Linked DNA regions of Homo sapiens: region 1 is linked to region 2. A link is a loop called in an ENCODE intact Hi-C map of the cell type or tissue named here. Cell type or tissue: ascending aorta. All regions are shown on one strand. Links, peaks and the distances in the headings refer to the core of each region. The heading gives the core; the rest is flanking DNA.

Region 1 (10,318 bases), core at 4,647-7,146, 850 kb after region 2:
AACCCTCCTCTTTCCCAGAGTTGCCATATTGCACAACTCCAGGGGGCATTGTTCAAATTGGAGTTGTGCAAAGCAGCAGCACTGCCTCCCACGGCTTACCAGAAAGCAGATAAAGTCAAGGTAAATATCTACCAAATTAAATCACCCTATATATACATATGACTTAGGCATGAGAATTTCTAGACAAGTTAAATTTATTATTAGCAATAACTATTAAGGGTCAAATTATATACTAAGTTCTTTACATTTATTATCCGTCTTAATATTCACAAGCATGCTGGTCAGTATTCATTACCCTATTTTACAGATGATGACAGTGAGGCTTGAAGAGGCAAAATGACTGGTACAAGAGCACAAAGATGGTAAATGACAGACTCAGGTTTCAAATACAGGTTGTCTTACTGCAAACTCTAAATTTTCAGTCATTACACTTAGCCAAGAAGGCTTCTCAGAGAAGAGGTCATATAAGTTTGGTTCTGAAGGAAAGATGGGAGTTGCATGATACTAGAAAAGAGAATGGCCTATGAGACTGTAGATGAACTCAGATCAATATGGAAGGAGATACTCCAAGGGGAAAGGGAGCTAGAAACTAGATTGCAGAGGGAAATGAGTAAAAGTTGAGAGAGTAATGGGGGAGTAAAACAAATATGAGCAGAGACCAGGGACATTTTTTTGTGATAAATTCAGGCAAAAATAAAATCATGTAATAAATAAATGTGTCACTGTTCCTCCAGCTACAGGCTGATTGATGTACTATGGAAAGACAGTAGACACACATAATCATCTGCAAACCAAAATACACATTTTCAGTTACATGGCTATCAGTCGCTTCTCCAACGAAATATCTCTGTATTCTTTCCCTTAGATTCTGTGCTCCAGCAATATCAAATGGCTTGTAATTTCCCAAACACACTATGTTGTTTCATGCCTCAGTGTCTTTGCACATACTATTTTCTATACCTGGATTGCCCATCTCATTAAGCCTGATGAAACTTGTGCTCATGTTTATCCATCCAAACTTTGATGAGGTGTTGCCTCTCTTTGAAGCTTCCTATCTACATATAATCACTCCTTGCTAGGTGCTACCACTGTATTGAATATATATCTCCACTGTTACACTTCTTTGTGTTGCAGTGATTTGTCTATGTTTTTCTCCTCCATGTGCTCTTTGAGGGCAGGAATGATATTTTGTGAATCTCATTTATCCGAGTGCTTTGTGTAGAAACTGAAAAAGTATAGATTCTTAGTTAATTCTGAGGTAATCCCAAATGATATGTCTGTAAATACATAGGCTTGACAAATCATTTTATTCCCAGAAGCACATACATGCATATAACTACACTTCATTGGCATACCCCCTGCAGCTATATATGCATGTGATCACATTGATATAATATGCCCCAAAATAAAGTAACTGATCCTAATATACAAATATTTTCATCCACTTACCTGAAGTACGTTTTATAATTTTTGGAATTGATTTTAGAACCTGCCACAGCCTTTTGCATGACTTCAGTTGTGGAGAATGTTTATCCTTTGAGTCTGGCTTTTAATTTAATAAATAGCCAGACATCTTTGAGATTCAAGCCTTATGGATAAGTTGGTGGTTCGTGTTGTGTAATATTAACAAATAAGACTTGGCTGTAAAGTAATAGTAAATGACTTATAAGCTAACTTATTTGTTGGTTCTTAAGGCAGTTACCAAATAGGAGTTCTAGAAAGTTTCCGAGCAGCGTCATTCTGGTATATTTGTTAGTATAAACAAAATCAAGCAAAAGTCTTATAATTTTATATCATGCCTGGGAAACAAATGTGTTTGTGTATAAGAACACAAAAAGTTATTATGTCCAGAAGAGAACTTCTTGATCATTTATTCATTCATTTATAGTTTTATTTTATTTATTATTTACTATTTACTTACTAAAAATATTAATTTATTATTATTATCATTTTTGAGATGAGTCTCACTCTGTTGCCCAGGCTGAAGTGCAGTGGTGCAATCTCGACTCACTACAACTCCTGCCCCCCTGGATTCAAGCGATTCTCCTGCCTCAACCTCCCGAGTAGCTGGGATTACACATGGATGCCACCACGCAGGGCTAATTTTTGTATTTTTAGTAGAGAGGGGGTTTCACCATGTTGGTCAGGCTGGTCTCAAACTCCTGACATCAAGCGATCCACTTGCCTCAGCCTCCCAAAGTGCTGGGATTACAGGAGTGAGTCAACACGCCTGGCGATTTATTTCATTTTATTTTTTGCGTGTCTATGTGCCTGCACAATGCTAGTTGAAATTGTTTTGACCTGGATGTTTTGTTGCAGCCTATTAAAAAATTTATAAGCTCCTAGCTTTTAAAAATATATAGAATAAAACATTCAGCGGGTGGTCTTACCCTTATTCCCAATTACCACCCCATTTTTGAGACTCATTTTAGCTGTGAAGGATAATGCGAGGGTTGGGGATAGGATAATATTTGGGGATGCAAAATACTTGGTAATTAAGACCAATCTGACAGTCATGGTTTTCTTTTCAGAATCATAAAATAGAAGTGGATGTTAAAAAATGCTACAACAAAATGTCAACGTCTGGTGCTAGTCACTTGAGAACACAAAGATGAGTAAGTCATGAAATCTACCTTCAAGGAACTCATAGTTCAGTAGAGAAGATAGGCTTGCGAACACACAATCACTACATCATGTGATAAGTGCTACAGTAAAATTATGTATAAGGCACAGTGAGAGAAGAGAGGAGGCAAAGAGTAAATTTGTGAAAAACCTTAAGACTAGGTGTGGGGCAGGTTAAGGGATGAAAGACATTACAAAAGAGGGTATGGCATATGCAAAAACACTAAAACAGGAAGCAGCATGGTTAGTTGTGGCTAAATTTTGAAAGGAATTTATGCTAGAGATTGCTCTTTATTCTGCAGACAAGGAGTCAAGGAAGGATTTTAAGCAGGGAAATGTCAGTGCCAGATTTACATTTTAGAGCGATAACTCTGGCAGTAGTGGATGGATGGATTGGAGGGATACGCATCATTTGATACAGAAGCCTGACCCTTCTGGAGACCCAAATCCAGTACCATGAGATTAAATAGGACCCAGTGAGTGTGGTCCTGTCTTAGCTCCTATGGGTAAGGTAGAGATAGCACGCAGAACACTGTTACAGGACCCAGACACCAATACGCAGGGTGGACAGTGCTGTAGGGCACACAGATGCTGACAACTGTGTGCAGCGACATAAGGTTTTGTAGAGTAAAGCGTGAAGGATTATGAGCACTGTCCCAGTTTGCCAGGGACTGAGTCGTTTTTCAGGACTTTCAGTGCTAACATCGGGAAAGTCCTGAGCAAACTGGGATGGTTGGTCACCCTAAGCAGTTCCTGACAGAAAAAGCCTTCCCTCAGTAGCACCTGTTACCCAGACCATCTCCCTGGCAACGAGCTGGGGGTCATCTCTAGGGCAGATTGGAGGGGGAGGAAAGCCAAGTGAGGTTTTTTTTTTTTCCGTTTCAGGGGAGGGTAGAGGTGGGAAAGGGGTAGGGGGTGGTGAGTCAGAATAGCTAGGCCAATTGAATGGGAGGAGAGAGAAGAAGAAAGGCTAAGTAGGAGGCAGAATGTGGAGGTTTTTTTTCTTATCCAGGATCCTACCTTCATTATCTGAGATCTTGGGCTCTTTCTGGTGGTAAGGAACATTGCAGGCTCAAAACAGCAAGCATTACAAAGAGTGAATGTGAATATATTTAGCTTTTTATTTACCCATAGGTTTCATATGTTCATGCATGTATTTATGTATTCAGCATTAATGGAGTGCCTACTATGCACTTGGCACCTTGCTTATGCTCTATCATTTAGTCTTATGCACAACCACATGACTTGTAGGTAGTATTATTCTCATTTTACAGATGAGGAAAATGAGGCACAGGAATTTTGTAACTTCCTACAAGTCACACCTTAACTGGTGGGGCTGAGATCTTAATTTAGGTGTGTCTCTAAAACTTGGTCATGCCAGTAAACCAGCATACCCATCTGTGCCTGATCCAAACAGTTACCTGGAGCCACCTGTTACAAATGATACAGATGCTTAGGATATTTCGGTTCTAGGTTAACAATAAAGATTGCTGACCATAGTGCTAACAGGTGCTCCCAGGTGATTCCTATGCCCTGACAAGCCTGAGAAATGACTCACCATAGCCTGGGTCTACTGACAAGAGCTCATTAGCTCCTGAGGGAACCATACGTGTAAGTAGCTCATTAGAACACAGTTGTGTTAAGGTGTAAAACCAAAAAATATCACTGAGTCTTTCAACAAATTTTCTTGACTCTTCCTCTCCAGCAATTGCTGACCTTGTTTGTAAGATCCTGTGTAATCTGGCGTTTCCCTATCTCTCTAACCTCATGTAACCCCATGGCCACAGTATCTGTTTTTTGTTTGTTTGTTTGTTTTTTGTATCTCCACCACATCAAGCCCATTCCCATTCTATGCCATTGCACTGGCTCTTCCTTCTGAACCAGAACGCTCCTGCCCTGCTTCATGCTAAGCCACTTCTGCTTTTACATCTCAGCCTAAATTAACTTCCTCAAAAAGGCCATCTCATTCCCTTGCAATCACTTGTCATTTTCTTCTATTTTCCTAATAATTTATCTTTTGTTTATTATTGTCTTTATTCCTTCTCCCAGTAAATGTAAATTCCATGAGGAAACAAACCCTGTCAACTTTGATCAAAGTCGAGTTGCCAGGAACTTAGGGGATATTGCACATAACAGTAGCTGGCACATAATAGGTGCTTATTAAATGCTGGTTTATTTAGAGAAGAGCGTTCACATTCTTTGATTTTACACTTTGATTTTTACAAGCAAGAACTTTTGTCTTAGGTCCAAAGTAAACCTCCTACTGCCATTTAAGACTTTTTTCCTCTGGTTCATGAAATAAGATATCTCTTTCTTTTTATGAGCCTCTATATAATGTCCCTCTAGAGGATTTAAGACTGTTATTAAATTGCCCCTTAACCTCCTCTACATTAGGTGAAATGTCCTAATTCTTAACCTTCTGCCATTTCTTTTATCATTTTAGTACTTTTTCTCTGATCCTTTTCACTTAAATAGTTTTGTTCAGGACAGGTCCAGTAGGTGAGTGAGGCTATGGCTGATGGTCATGAGTTGAACATGATAAGCTATGATATGCTATTCCATGCCCTCTTGTATGTTTTTTACTGTTCTTTATTTTTAACCTGTTTCTTTTCAGATTATTTTTAATCTGTTTCTTGTGGTGCATTTTGGTCTTAAAATCTTTTTAAACCCTAAAATCCCAGAGCTTGCTATTACTGAAAGTAGTATGCCCTAGCAAGGTGACATCTGTTGAGGTTTGCCACCAGTTTCCAGTCCCAGGGCTTCCTTGTGGACCGCTGTGCCTGTGTGCCCATACCTGTCAGGCTGATGACTGCTGCTGCTATTCCTTGTGGCTAAGCCAAGAATGGATGCAGATACATTTGGTGTTCTCACCATGTTCACAAAAGGCCATAGCTTTTTTTCATGTGGACTGTGAAGGCCTAGGAACGACTGTGTGTGCTGCTTTGAGAAAGTTAACCAGGTTCTGGGCCCAGCTCCAAGGAGACACTTCTGACTCATTGGAAAGGCAGAAGAGTGCAGGAGAGTGAGAAAGCCTGGATTTAGAAAGTGGACTCATCTGGGCTTAAATACCAGCTGTGCCACTTATGTCATTTGAGATCAGTCTTTTCATGTGTTAAACATCAGACATTGTTATTGTCTATCTTGTAGGCTTATAAAGATTATTAAATGAGGACATTTATGTAAAACTCCTAGCATAGAACCCAATACATGTTTGTTAGTTACCTTTCTCTGTGACCTCTTCACCCTAGAGCAGGGAGATGTTCCTCTGTTTCTCTGAGTGTACCATAGAATCTTGCCCTGTGTTCACTGTCCGAGTATAAAGCACTGCTTGGATCTAGATTTTCAGTTCCAATAACTTTTTTCACTTTCGCCAAGGTCTCTCTGTTAACCTGCTCTCTGCTACCCTCGTGTGGCCACCCTGACCCTTTGTCATTCCTGATCCTCTGCTCCCTCAGTGTGGTGACTTTGCTGTAATGCAGCCTCTCCCAGACTTCTTGGCAGACCCAACTCCCACCTCCTCCAAGTTTTAACACACACTTGAAACATTTTTCAGTTTAATTTTAGTCTTCTCTTCTCAGGTAGTGTTATCTCAGTTCTTCTAACCTTTTCTCACTTCTTTTTAATATTTACCGATCTGTCAAAGACTGCATGAATTCTTTCCTGCATGTTGAGAGTTTGGACCCAGTGAGGTCTCCTCAAGCTTCAGATCACATTATCTGTTTCCTTGCTCAACACCAAGTTCTCTTTCCCATGAATGACGAAAAAACAAGTTGACCCTTGAACAACATGGATTTGAACTGTGTGGATCCACTTATACATGGATTTTTTTTTCAATAAATACAGTTTGCCCTCTGTATCTCCAGGCTCCATATCTGCAACCAAACAATATTCTCCGGATGGGCAAACTGCAGATAGGGAGGGCAGACTTTTTCTATATGCCAGTTTCCTGGTTCTGCTGGTTCCGCTGTTTTCACAGGGTCAATTGTAGATCTTGAGTATGTGCAGATTTTGGTATCCTGTGGCAAGGGTGTGGGCGTCCTGCAGCCAATCCCCAGCAGATACTGAGGGATGACTGTATTGTCGTAGATTATTTAATCATAAAAAGCTCTATTTTTCCCCCTGCAAACTCAAATCTGTTTAAGTTAATAAGGAAAAGTATACCTATTCTTGCCTTGTTAAAGGGTAATGATGGATCTTGGATAGACCCAGAATGTTAGCACTTCAAAGTGAGGATGTGTAGACAAAGAATATAACTGCTTTATCCCTTTCCTAATTGCATGGCATCTCTAGCACAGGGAATGAAGGATTATTTAGGATAGAATCAGTATACTGGTTTGAAAAGCTTTGTGGATGAAAAATAAGGGAAATCAATTTGATGAGATGGCTAGTTTAAACCAAATTTGGGAGGTGGGATTTGAAAACTAGACACTGAAGAGCTTTATCTTTATCCCAATGTCAGTTGGAAAAAAAATTGTAGCAGGACGTTATGTTGTTGAATTGGTATTTAAATATTAATTCTAAGATTCATTGTGGTAAAGATGGTAATTTTTAATTTATAAATTTGATGCAATACTATGCTAAATTCCAATAAGATATTTTATGGAACTTGACTAGCCTATTCTAACATTCCCTTGGAAGATAAAGTCAAGAGTAAATAGCCATAATTTTTTAAACACATGGGGCTAAGGGGGAGGATGATTTTCTAGCTATCCTAAGCAACTTTAAAATTATAGCAATTAAAACATGAAATCTTGGCACAGGAATACATAAATAGAACCATGGAGCAGAAGAGAGAGTGTAGTTACAAACCAACTTGGAAATTTAGTGTATGAAGAGTGCTACCTTCATTATATACTACACTTCTAATCAGTGACTAGAGGGTTGTACTGTTTAAAGACATTAGAATAATTGGTTATCTGTTTGTCAGTTGGTATGGGATAGGTTTAGCCTTTCCTTATGCCATATACGACAATATATTTCAGGTGGACTTGTGCTAAATTTTATAAACCAAACAACACTAAAAATGTTTGCAAAAACTGTCGAAAAATATACTTAATCTTAGAGTGGGAAAGACCTTCCTAAGCAAGACACAACACCTAGAGTCGATAAAGGAAAGGACCGATAAGATTTACTGCATAATTTTTAAAACTGATATAATTGCAGACCCATAGACAAAATGTAAAAGTAAGTCACAGACTGGGAAGATTTTATTTGCAATATATATGCCAAAGTATCAAAATTGCTAACATGCAAAATAGTCAGCAAATAAACATAAAAAAGACAAACAGTCCAAGAGAAAATTGGGCAAAGGATATGAGTATGAATTCTCAGAAAAAAAATACAGTTGTCTAATAAACATTTGAAAAGATGATCAACGGCATTTGGATTTTGAGAAATACAAGTTATAGCACCAAAGAGATCCTAGACTGTTAAAAAGCATCAAAGAACCCATCAGATTGTTAAAAAATTAAAATGATGGATAATACTCAGTGTTGGCAAGTGCTTAGGGAAATAGGCACCTTTATATATTGTTAGGGAGGATGTAAATTGGCACAGCCTTTTTGGAGATATTTTGGCAGAATGCATCAGAATTAAAAATAGAAATACCAGCAGTGCTATTTCTACAAATTATGCTATAGATCTGTTCACACATGAGTGCTCTGATTTATGTGCAGAGATATGCATCACATCATTTTTTTCCAGTAGTGAAAAATTGAAGACAACATAAATATTCATCAATAGTGAATTGGATAAATAGATTATGCTATATCATACTTTGTAATAACACATTGCAGTTAAAAAGAATGAGGTAAATTTATATCTACCAACATAGAAAGATACAGAAGGTATGTTGTTCAGTGAAAATACAAAGAAAATACACATACTGCTATCCCTTTTGTGTAAAATGGGAAAAAAGCATAAAACATATACATATGTGTATGTAAAATCTTATATGCATATAAATATGTGTTTAAGTAAATGAATAGTTACTTACTGGCTGTGTGACTTCAGGCAAGATACTTAACCGCCTCAGCATTTTTTTTCATTGTGTGGAAAATAGAGATAATTTTACATGACCCCTAGGGTGGTATGATGTGAAAATTAAATAAATTAATCTATTTAAATTGCTTTAAATAGCGCCTGGCACATAGTAGGCACTTGAGTGTTTCTATTGTTCAGATGCATATTAAACTTGGAAAATTATTTTCTGGGCCAGGAGTGAGACTTAAGTCATAAGGGGGACTATAATTGTCCATATTATATACTTCATATTTTTATAATGTGTGCCTATGTATTGAATGATTAATTTTTTTTAAATTAAATGCTTATTCTAAGAATATGAGTTAAAAGATGATTATAGAAATCCAGGAACAAAGTAAAAGAGTCCTGAGCAAGGGCAGTGGAATTGGGAATGGAAAAGAGGTGCTACGTTTGGTGTTGGTTATGGGAAGCAAGACAGAGGGAGAAGGCTGAGGCAGCTCTCAGTTTTGGCTTTTGAGTGACTTGGAAAATGCTGAACCATGAAAAGAAATAGTGGAATTAGGAGAAGCTTTTTGTGGGGTTTAGTATTTTGGAATGAAGGAGGATTAGTGTCTTACTTGAGGCTGCTAAAACAGAATACCATAAACTATGTGGCTTAAACAACAGACTTTGGTTTCTCACAGTTCTGGAGGCTGGGAAGTCCAAGATCAAGGTACTGGTGGATTTGATTCCTGTTGAGTGTCCTCTTCGTGGTTTGCAGACAGCCACCTTCTCAATGTGTCTTCACATGGTGGAAAAAGAGATTGTCTCCCTGTGTCTCTTCTTATAATGACACTAATTCCATTTATTAGAGTTCCACCTTCATGACCAAATCACCTCTCATAGGACTCACATCTAAATACATGAGGGATTAGAGTGTTAACATCTAAATTTGCAGGAGACATAATCAATTTGTAACAATTTTGTTAGATTACATTGAGTTTAAGCTGAGGGCAACCCATCAAGTAGGAAATATTGAATAGACTGGATATGAAAACTGGAGCTCTGGAGAAAGTTGAACGTTCTACCACTTTGAAGTAGACCAGCAGAAGAAGCCTAAAGTTCTCAGTGTCATTTTAAGAGTTCCCATCTAATACTTGCATTACAAAAATCAAGAACTGTGGTATTATAGGATGATATGTGTCTAGGAGGACAAAGACCTGTTCTAGTGGTTTTGATTGTTGATTCTTTTTCTTTGGTAAACATACATTGAACAACTACCATGTGCCAGGCACTGCCCAGACTATCAAGGGTAAAAAAACTCAAGTTTCTCTCTCTCTGGTAGGAACAGAGATTCACAAAATTGAGTACGTTACAGAGTGCTCAGTCCTCCGATAGCCATATGCACAGGGTGCAGTAATGGTGTGAAGATGGGTGTGATCCAGTCTGCTTGGGGTTGTGGTGGATGTCAGGGAAGATATTATAAAAAATGAGGTGATTGAAACTGAGTCTTCAAAGAGGAGGAACAGTCTTCCAGACAGATGTGAGGGTGGAGACAGGAGAAAGGCATTCCAAAAAGAGAAACCATTGCAGCATACCAAGTCATATTAGTATGGAAAACGAACCTTTTTTTTTTCATTTTGAGAACTCTAAGTACTTATTGTAAAATGTAAGCTGAGAGGGGAGGCTGGGGGATAATAGTAACTGATGTTGCAAAAATGGACGGGAATCAGAT
Region 2 (10,318 bases), core at 4,039-6,538:
AGTCGATCCTGTGGTGATGCATGCCGCCAGCATTGCCACGGCCACCTGGGTGCTTTCAGTGCTTGCTGATGCGGCAGAGGCTGTGGCTCACCTGGCTCCAAAATTTCTGGGTCCTGTGGTGACTACATTTCCTCAGTCTGGATGGCTGTGTGGAAAAAGAAGCTTAGTGGTAAGGCCTAAGGAAGAAGGAGCAGGGGCGATGCTTGCCAGCCTGAGATGGGCCTGTAGGCCTGTGGGCCAAGGACCTGCCATCTGGAGCATTTGGCAAAGTTGAGGGGCCCATGTGTCTTCGAGACCCGAATCTCAGGCTGAACAGGGCTCCGCCCTGGACCCACCTGAGCTGCACTGCCCTGCTGACGGTCAGGTGCGGCCTGGAGGTCCCGATCAAGGTTGAGGGTGGGTGGCTGAGGGCAATGGGAGTAGAGCTTAGGGTCCCTGCTAACAAGGAAGTGGAGGCAAGAAAGGGATCCTAGTTTTCAACATTTGAAATTTTGGAGGACACAGACTTTCATTCTATTACATTGAGAAATCCTGCTCTATTCCATGTTGACTCTAATGAAAAGCAATTCATCAGACAAAATAAATGCATCCATGACCCCATGGGGAGTCAGATTGGGCTTAAGAGAAGTCCTAGGGGCTTGGGGCCATTCATGAGCCACTGGCATTGGTAGGATAGAAAGACTATTCTGTCTAGTCCCTGACCTGCCTTTGATCGTATGGTTCTTACTCTACTGCATCCACCCGGTCCTTCTGTCTCTTCTCCACCTTTCCTTTTCTTCAGTAGACTCTAATTTAGCTTGGGGAAGGCAACCCAGAAAGCTCCAGCATTTTCTAACCTCTTTTCTAATTAGAAGATAGAGTTAGCATATAAGAAGCTGCAAGTTTCAACTTGACAATATCTCTAGAACTGAGAACAGGGCCAAAAATGTCACCCTCTGAAATTGACAGTAAAATAGATGAGATTATTCACTGTGATAATCTTCCCAGAAAATAACCCACCTAAGAAATTCTTGGTAAGTGTGCTGCTAAGCCTTGGCTGTTTCCTAATCTCAGCCAGGGTCCAAGAATGCCTCCCTGTAAAGAAAAGCATTTAAAACGTAACTTGTGCATTAAACTAGTAATCTAGGAAATTATAAAGTGTTTGCCTTGGGGAAGTGTTCTAATGGGGGACACTTTTAATGGGTCTTAAGTGTAACTGCCTATAATTGTTGGGGATGCTTTGTGTTTTTGTTTTTCTATCTCTCAACATAACAAATATTAGGAGAGAGGAACCAGGTTTATTTTACTGGTGTCTGGCAGCAAAGGCATGGATGAGTCACTGCTAGTGAAGGGTAGGAATTAGTGGTGTGTGTGTATGGGGGTGGCGGATGGTCACAGAAGTCTTTTCCTTGGTAAAGTGGTTTTAATCAGAAGCCCATAAACCTTGGTTGTGTGCAAAATGTGTGTGTATTTGTGTGCATTTTTTCTGTAAAATGTGTCTGTAGCATTCAAAGGGTTCTCTGACCTCCAAAAAGTAAAACCCCTGCCTTGGTGATTAGAACATAGCTACCAGGGACAATGAAATAGAAGATAACCCAGGAAAGGCAAGGGAAGTGAGTGCCTCGTAGGAGAGAAAGGGTTCATTTTGAGCTCACATTTATTGATTGTGCATGCAGAAGGCCTCTTTACATACATAAATAAGGTTCCTAATTTTATAACAAATATTGGGAGCCCAGCATGCAGTGGAAGGATGAACTGTGAGAAAACATCAAGGCAGAACAAATCCAGCCTGGTGGATGCTGGAGAAAAGTACAAAGGGTGATGAGAGGACTTGGAAAGAATGCAGTGTGGGGAGAGAAAGGGGGAGAGAGAGAGAGAGAGAATATGTGTGTGTGCACACGCATGCATGTGCACGCATGAATATGAGGTGGGGAAGATGAATATTAAGTTGTTCTACATATGTCAATATCCATGCTGAGTTTAGATTCCACAGATGCCCTGGGGTAGCCAATACTAAGAGAATGGTTCTGTAAAGCTGAGTTCTAGGAAGCTAACCAGACAATTAAGAAGGGATTCTTCTAACGTTCTTTTCAATTTTAAGTTACAGAAACCAACTTTAGCTAAAGGACTTAAAGGATACTGGACAATCCATAAATCCCTAGGAAAGAACTGAACAAGGAAGTCTGGGGAGGCAAGAAATTGGACAGTTTGGGGACTTCCACAGCAGGTGACCAACTCCAGTGACCTCGTTTCCAGATCTCTATATTTGGGTTTTAAATTAACAAGAGAGGAGTTAGCTGTTGGGACTTGTACCAGAGAAGGGGAAATCATGAGCCAAGGAATCACCTTGGTTGTTGACCAAAGTCATTATCATATTGGTTTAGAGCAGGTGTCCTATCTTGAAAAGTGTGCGAGACTAATACCCAAGTCTTCTGATTGCCACTTACACGCAGCATGCTCTCAAGGCACATTCACAATTTCTTAATATTTTAAAAACTAATTAATAGGGTTTGGGTAGGAATAGAGTGGGGGACTTTCAGGCAAAGGGAACAAAAAGTGCAGTGGCCTTCAGGTAGGATGAACTTGGCATCCCAGAAATAGAAAAGGCTCTTGTGGCTAGAGAATTATCTGCAAGGAGTAAAGAGTAGAAGAAGGGCATTCAGAGGCTTGATTGCATCATGGTGAGAAGTTCAGAGGTTTTTTTTTTTGTTTGCTTGTTTATTTTCCTATGTGCAGCCGAAAGCCACTGAAGAGATTTAAGCAGATATGAATTACATTTTTTGAAAAACACTCCAGCTGCTCAATGGAGAATGGATTCTGTGAAGGCTTGAATAAGAGTGACAGTACTAGAGATGGTAAGAAGTGGGTTGATTCAGCATGCATTTTTGTATCTTGGGGAGAGAACTGGCAGAACTTGTTGACGGATTTGGTGTCAGGGAAAAGAAAAGGGAAATCCAAAGTGGGTGCTAGGCTTTTGGCTTGGGCAACTAGATGGATGGTAATGTTCTTCACTGAATTATGAAGACTGATGGAAGGAGTAGTTTTAGGGAGGAAGACGGTTTGGAATCGATCGTGTCAAGTGTGAGATGTCAGCAGTCTTAGTGAGGAAGTCAGAGGGACAGTCAGATATATATTTGGGAATCACCAGATTATAAATGTTGCTTAAAGACAAGGGCCTGGGTGGGATTGCTTGGGGGGCCTAAGACCGAGCTCTGGGCACTGTAATATTAGATAATCTAGCTGGGCAGCAATGGGCAAAGGAAACTGGGGAGAAGTCAGTTAAGTCAGAGAAATGCTGTATTATTTTTAAAGTGTGGGATTTTTTTTTTTATTTTTTTTGAGACAGAGTCTCACTCTGTTGCCCAGGCTGGAGTGGAGTGCAGTGATACCATTATGGCTAACTTCAGCCTTGACCTCCTGGGCTCAAGCGATCCTCCTGCCTCAGCCTCCCAAGTGGTTAAGACCACAGGTGCATGCTGCCATGCCTGTCTAATTTTTGTTTTTTGATTTTTTGTAGAGATGAGGTCTCACTTTGTTGCCCAGGCTGGTTTCAAACTCCTAGGCTCAAGCTATCCTCCTGCTTCAGCCTCCCAGAGTGTTAGGATTACAGGTGTAAGCCACTGCACCCGGCCAAAGTTTGGGCTCTTAATTTATAGTTCTTTATAGATGTTTGTAATTTCTCTATATGATAGTTTATTTTGGACACTTGTGTTGTTTATGAATCTATTCTCATAGTAGTCTAGTAAATGTTACACACTTTGCAGCTCTAGATTTTTCCTTGCTTAAATTGTTGGCAAAATCTCTCTAGTTTTATCTTTCTGTGTGTTTGAGGGGCTGGGAGCCATCCCCTGTTAACTGGGCATGGAAGGAAGGCCAAGTCTGCCATTAAGTCTCTTTTTGAGCCTGTATATATTTGCATAAGGTCCATTAACTATATTAAGTGGTCATAGATAAACCAGATACTTATAGGCAACTCTAATAAACTACATGCAGCTTTGTAGATTATTTGCAATAAAATTTTAATTTTAACAATCCTTTAATTGTTAAATTAAAGCCTGCCTAAGCTCTCTTGTAGTATTTTGCATATGTCTGGGGTGGATCTCTTTATTGGCTTTTGGCATATGCGTTTGGTTTAAAGCAGTCCAAGCAAAACATAAGTAGAAAGGTAGGCTTACTGATTATATATGGTATATATATTTACACACACACACACACAGAGTAAACAGCCATAAGAACTATGTCCAGCTCTTTCTAATATAGCTAAGTAACTGTAACAGTCAGTTAGTCCACCTGAGGACCCCAGCTTTATTTTTTAAGTAAAAATAAAAATCTTACTTGTTATCAAAACAATATGTTCCTTATAGTAAAACAGAAGCAAAATTTTTAAATAGGAAATTTGGAACACAATAATCATAACTCCACCATCCAGGGATAACCACTGTTAATATCTAAGGTTGTATTCTTCCAGATCATTGTATATATACTGTAGAGTTTGGAGTCATACTATTCATTTTAATTTAAAATAAACTTAAAAAAAACTTAGCAATGTATTGTGACTATCTTTCTTTCTTTCTTTTCTTTTTCTTTTTTTCTTTTTTTTTTTTTTGGAGACAGGATCTTATTCTGTCACCCAGGCTGGAGTGTAGTGGCACAATCATAGCTCACTGCAGCCTCAACCTCCTGGGCTCAGGTGTTCCTCCCACCTCAGCGTGTCAGGCAGCTGGGATTACAGGTGTGCGCCACCATACCCAGCTAAGTTTTGTTTTTGTTTTTGTTTTTTTGTTTTTTGTTTTTTTTGAGAGATGGCATTTCACCATGTTGCCAAGGGGGGTCTCACACTCCTGGGCTCAAGTAATCTGCCTGTCTCAGCCTCCCAAAGTGCTGGGATTACATGAGTGAGCCACTGCACCCAGTCCCTATCTTTCCTTCCTTCCTCCCTCCCTCTCTCCCTCCCTCTCTCTCTCTCTCTTTCTTTCTTTCGACAGAGTCTCACTCTGTCACTTAGGCTGGAGTGCAGTGGCCCGATTTCTGCTCACTGGAACCTCCACCTCCCGGGTTCAAGTGATTCTCCTGCCTCAGCCCCCTGAGTAGCTGAGATCACAGGCATACACCACCATGCCCAGCTAATTTTTGTATTTTTAGTGGAGATGGGGTTTCACCATGTTGGCCAGGCTGGTCTCAAACTCCTGGCCTCAAGTGATCCACCTGCCTTGGCATCCCAAAGTGCTGGGATTATAGGCGTGAGCCAACGTGCCCAGCTGGGCCCCTATCTTTTAATAATAATAAATATTCTTCAAGACTTTCTACAGACTTTAAATGACCGCCAAGAATTTCACAGTATGAATGTACGAATTTAGCTATTTATCAGTGTTCGCATTGTTTCTGGTTTTTGTTTTTGTTTTTGTGTTCTGCTAGTGTGTCAATAATGCCATCCTGGCTGGCTGTGGTGGCTCACGCTTGTAATCCCAGCGCTTTGGGAGGCTGAGACAAGAGGATTGCTTGAGGTCAGAAGTTTGAGACCAGCCTGGGAAACATACGGATACCTTGTCTCTATTAAAAAACAAAAATTAGCCAGGCATGCTGGTGTGTACCTGTAGTCGCAGCTACTTGGGAGACTGAGCCTGGGAGATAAGGCTGCAGTGAGCTATGATTGTACCACTGCACTCCAGCCTGGGTGACAGAGTGAGACAATGCTTCAAAAAAATAATGATATCCTTGCAATTAAATCCTTGTATACAGTATATTCCTATTTCCTTAGTCTAAACTTTGAGAAGTAGACTTGCTGAGTCAAAGAGTTCTGACGCATATTGCCAAATTTTTCTACAGGCTGAATTAATGTCCACTTCTACCAAAAATAAATGCCTTTGTTAACACTGGGTCTCAAAAACAATTTCAAAAATGTTTGTCAAATCAATAGGGAAAATGGTATCTCATCAGTGGTTTAATTTGTATTTATTTGATTACTTGTGAGGTTGAATGTTTTTGTCTTACACTTGTTAGCTATTGGCATTTCTAATTTAATGACTTGCTTTTCTATATCCTGTACTCAATATTCTCTGAAGATGCTTGTTATTGATTTGTAGGACCAGTATCTCTATAAATGGATATTGAGTCTATGTGTTTTAAATATTTTTTCTAGTCTGCCATTGGCCTTTTATTTTTTGATCTGAAATGGTTAAAAAATATATGTAATTTAGGCCAGTTTTTCTTTTTGTGATTTCTCTGTTGCTATTTTTAAAATGTTGTTATTGTAGACATTATTTTTTGATACATATTTGTATGTATTTATAGGGTACAAGTGCTATTTTGATACATGCATGGAATGTGTAGTGATCAAGTCAGGGCATTTAGGATATTCACCACCTCAAACATTTATCATTTCTTTGTATTGGGAACATTTCAAGTCTTCTCTCCCAGCTATTTTGAAATATACAAGGTATTGTTGTTAACTATAGTCACCTCACTCTGCTATCAAACTTTACAGCTTTTTCCTTTCGTCTAAGTGTTTGTTTTTACTCATTAATCAACCTCTTTTCATCCCCCCCATCCACATACACACCCTTCCCGCCCTCTGGTATCTATCATTCTACTCTCTAACTCCCTGCGATCAAATTTTTTAGCTCTCACATATGAGTGATTTGTCTTTCTGTGCTTGGTTTATTTCACTCGACATAATGACCTCTAGTTCCATCCATGTTGCTGCAAATAATAGGATTTCATCCCGTTTTTTATGGCCAAATAGTATTCCATTGTGTATATATACATTTTCTTTATCCATTTTCCCCTTGATGGACACAGTTTGCTTCCATATCTATGCTATTGTGAATAGTCCTACATTAAATATAGGAGTGCAGATACCCCTTTGATACACTGATTTCCTTTCCTTTGGATAAATACCCAGTAGTGGAATTGCTGGATTGCATGGTAGGTCTACTTTAAGTTTTTCGAGAAATCTTCATACTCTTATCGTAGTAACTATGCTAACTTACATTCCCGCCAACAGTGTATAACAGTTCCCCTTCTCCACATCCTTGTCAGCATTTGTTTTTTTCCCTGATAATAGCTATTCTAACTGGGATAAGGTGATATCTCATTGTGATTTTGACTTGCATTTCCCTAATTAGTGGTGTTAAGCATTTAAAAAATATACTTATTGTGTATTTGTATGTCTCCTTTTGAGAAATGTCTATTCCGATTCTTTGCCCACTTTTAATATAATTATTTGTTTTTTTTTGGTATTGAGTTGAGTTTCTTGTATATTTTAGATATTAGTCCCTTGTCAAATGAATAGTTTGCAAATATTTTCTTTTGTTATTTTTGAGAAAGCATTTCCCAACTTGAAATTATATAAATACTTTCCTATATATATATTTTCTACTGCTTGTTTAGTTCCATTTTTTGCTTTAAATCATTACCCTGTAGACTTTATTTGGTATAATACAAGAAGTAGAAATTTAATTTAATTTATTTCAAATGATTCACTATTCAAAGATTAATCAATTTTTTATACCATTTCACATTACTTCTGCTATATTTGCAGATTAATTATAAAGGGAAGCACTGATCAAAAGTTGCACACTGGAGGCCCATGGCCATATCTAGCCTATGAATATATTTAGTTCAGAATATTTTTGAATTAGTTATCTGCATCTAAAAATCAGAAAGTTTTATACAAGAATCTGTTTTTACAAATTCTCCTTAAAAATCAGAATATCTGGCAACTCTAGACTCACAGTCTCCCTTGACAAAAATGTGCAGGAGCTGGGAGGCAATTGCTTCCCATCATCAGGAAAGGTCCCCACCAGTGTACTTTATTCATTTTTGTTGTCTGCCTAATCCCTGAAGGCATTTCAGGATGCTATTAAGTTTTGTATATTTATTTTGCAATTGGACACATTACACGAATTCTCTAATTAGTACTAACTGTTTTGTGGCTAATTTTCTTGGGGTTTCAAGTAATTATATCATCATGCAAAAAATTATAATTTTATCTTCTCTTTCCAAAATATATACTTTCTAATTCTTTCTTCTCGCCTTATTACAGTTGCCTAAAAATTTCTCACATTTTGAATAATCGTTATGACTGTTAATTTTAACTTTAATTTTTAACATGAGGAGATTGAGAGATGCCTAAATGGCTGGTTTGTTTCTGGGTGTGTCTGTTTCCAGGAGAGATTGGTGGGTGAGTCAGTGGACTGAGAGAAGAAGACTTGCCCTCGATGGGGGCAGGCATTGTCCAACTGGTTGGGGGCCTGGTTGGAACAAACAGGAGAAAGACAGCAGATTCTCTGTCTCTGCTGTCTTTCCTCTGGAGTGGGAGGCTTTTCCTCCTCTTGCCCTTGGACATCAGGCTCCAGGTTCTTTGGCTTTTGGACTCTGGGACTTGCACCAGTGACCTCCCAGGGCTCTCAGGCCTTTGGCCCCAGACTGGAGGCTGCACGGTCAGCTTCCCTGGTTCTGAGTTCCCTGGTTCTCTTTAGCTTACAGGTGGCTGGTCGTGGGACTTTGCCTCTGTGGTCATGTGAGCAGCCAATTCCCTCATAAATCCCCTCTCATATCCTACTGGCTCTGTTTCTCTGAAGAACCTTGACTAACACAAGGCTCATAATAGCAGGCATCTTTATACGGTACCTAATTTTAATGGGAATGCCCCTTGTGCTTGACTTTTAGGTATGAAGTAAGCATTTTTTTATTGTGTCAAGGAAGTATACTTTTTATAGTTCTCTGATGTTTTGATTTTGTATTAATATCAGTAATATATGTGGAATTTCATCAGACCAAATGACTCTTCAATATCTATTGATATTATCCTGTGACTTCTCTAAATTTAATACATTATAATAAGAGATTTTTCTAAGGGTTTATATGCTTCACATAGTTTAAGCCATGTATGTATTTTTATTATGAATCCTACCAATGTCTAACACTACTTAATAAACCCTAATAATATCCTTCTTAATCTAATTTGCTAGAATAAATCCAGATAAATATTATTTTATTAAGTTTGTCTGGCACTCCTCATATTGGCCCCATTATTTCTATATGTGGTCATTTTCCTCCATTTTCTCATCCTTACAATGGGAGGCTTATGCCTGTCCAGCATGGGAATGGGTAAGTGTTCTCTCAGAGATTATGCATCCCTGTGAAAGCCTTTCAGTCTTGGCACAGGAAATAAGTTTATATTTTGTTGACCTTAACCACCTTAGAAGTGTCTTGGTGTATGAGAAGTAAGAAGAGAGGTGGCCATAGGTAGGCAGCCTCATCTCTGGCTGAAGGGCTCCTCCTGGGATTGTCACAGCAGCTGAAGCCCACCGGGGCAGGCAGCAGTACCCCTCCAGCCAGCATGGCGGCCCTCCCCAAGAGCAAACCTCATCAGAACCTCTGCTCCATTCTCCATGCCTTCTGTGCTGTGAACAAGTCTTGAGCATCCCTGGGACCACCCGGCCCTCCTTGAGAGCTCCAGCACCTGTTTCCTTCTCAAGGTGGTGGTGGAGTTTGAATTTGACACTGCCCTCAACAAAATGACAGTCTTATGATCGTCACTCATCTCTGGTCCCGTCACACCAAGGAGTGGAGTGTTTGTCCTCTTCTTTTGCATAGGTCATTTCAGCTGCAAGTTACGAAGGGAGAGTGTTAAATGCATTGACTCAGATTGTCATGCTGAATTGGAAACACTGGCTATTCCACTTGTATTGACTCTCAAGTTGAAAAGTGGGCCTTTTGTGCATTCAGCATGCCTCCCAGAGCCTAGCAAGGAGGGTAGAGATGGATAGGCAGCTTCTTTTTTCCAATCCATACTTGAGAAAATTTCAGCTGCATCAGCAGGTTACAAGGGAAACTACCTGAATGCCACCTGGGATTTATAGCCACCTGGGGGATAAGCATTTGTTTCTAATGTGGAATAAGATAATCTTTTCCTCCTAGCCTCTGGACAATAGAAAGGGAGTCTGACCATTTGCCAAACACATTGTGGAAGGGGAAAGTACGTAGAACTGGAGATTGGACAATGTCCTTAATACTCTTCCTTTACAGAAATTCTGTGACTAGTGTTTTATTTGACTAGAGATGGAGGGCTCCATCTCTCTAATCTTGAAGTCCTGAGATATGTGCCTGCTTGTTCAATGTCACCTAAGGCTTTTTAGTCAGTGTTGAAGGATGGGGCTGTCTTATGATCACACAGATATGTTTTATTGTCTTAAGGGCCTGACAAATCAGGGATACCTTCTAGTTAAATTCCTCTTTAAGGGCCTGAAGTCTCCTTAGTACTCAGCATGCAGTTCAGATGTTTCCCTTTCTCCTGGGAAACAAATAGGATTCTCAAATTGTGACTTTGTTAATT

Evidence for each region. Hi-C counts contacts between places; a loop is a spot of excess contacts. Peaks named below come from ENCODE experiments on the same cell type or tissue, not always from the same donor. Only the 100,000 strongest peaks of a DNase experiment are listed, where the experiment ranks them.
Region 1: a loop joins it to region 2, with 4 times the contacts of the local background. A loop is called at or near these places in 18 of 110 quality-filtered maps.

Annotation. Positions count from the first base shown.
Region 1 is chr1:159,156,918-159,167,235 of GRCh38, reverse strand. No RefSeq gene overlaps it. Among named protein-coding and RNA genes, the nearest start is that of CADM3, 9.5 kb to the left of the region's middle. In ascending aorta, for the core only: a CTCF peak has its summit at 6,043 (motif pointing left); DNase peaks (open chromatin) are centred at 5,584 and 6,055; H3K27ac peaks cover 584 bases.
Region 2 is chr1:160,010,127-160,020,444 of GRCh38, reverse strand. It overlaps LOC124904436 (a long non-coding RNA gene), which reads left to right. Exons shown (of 4, transcript XR_007066682.1): 2 at 2,081-2,206; 3 at 2,716-2,834. It also overlaps the pseudogene RPL27AP2. Among named protein-coding and RNA genes, the nearest start is that of PIGM, 17 kb to the left of the region's middle. In ascending aorta, for the core only: no CTCF peak of the experiment used is centred there; no DNase peak of the experiment used is centred there.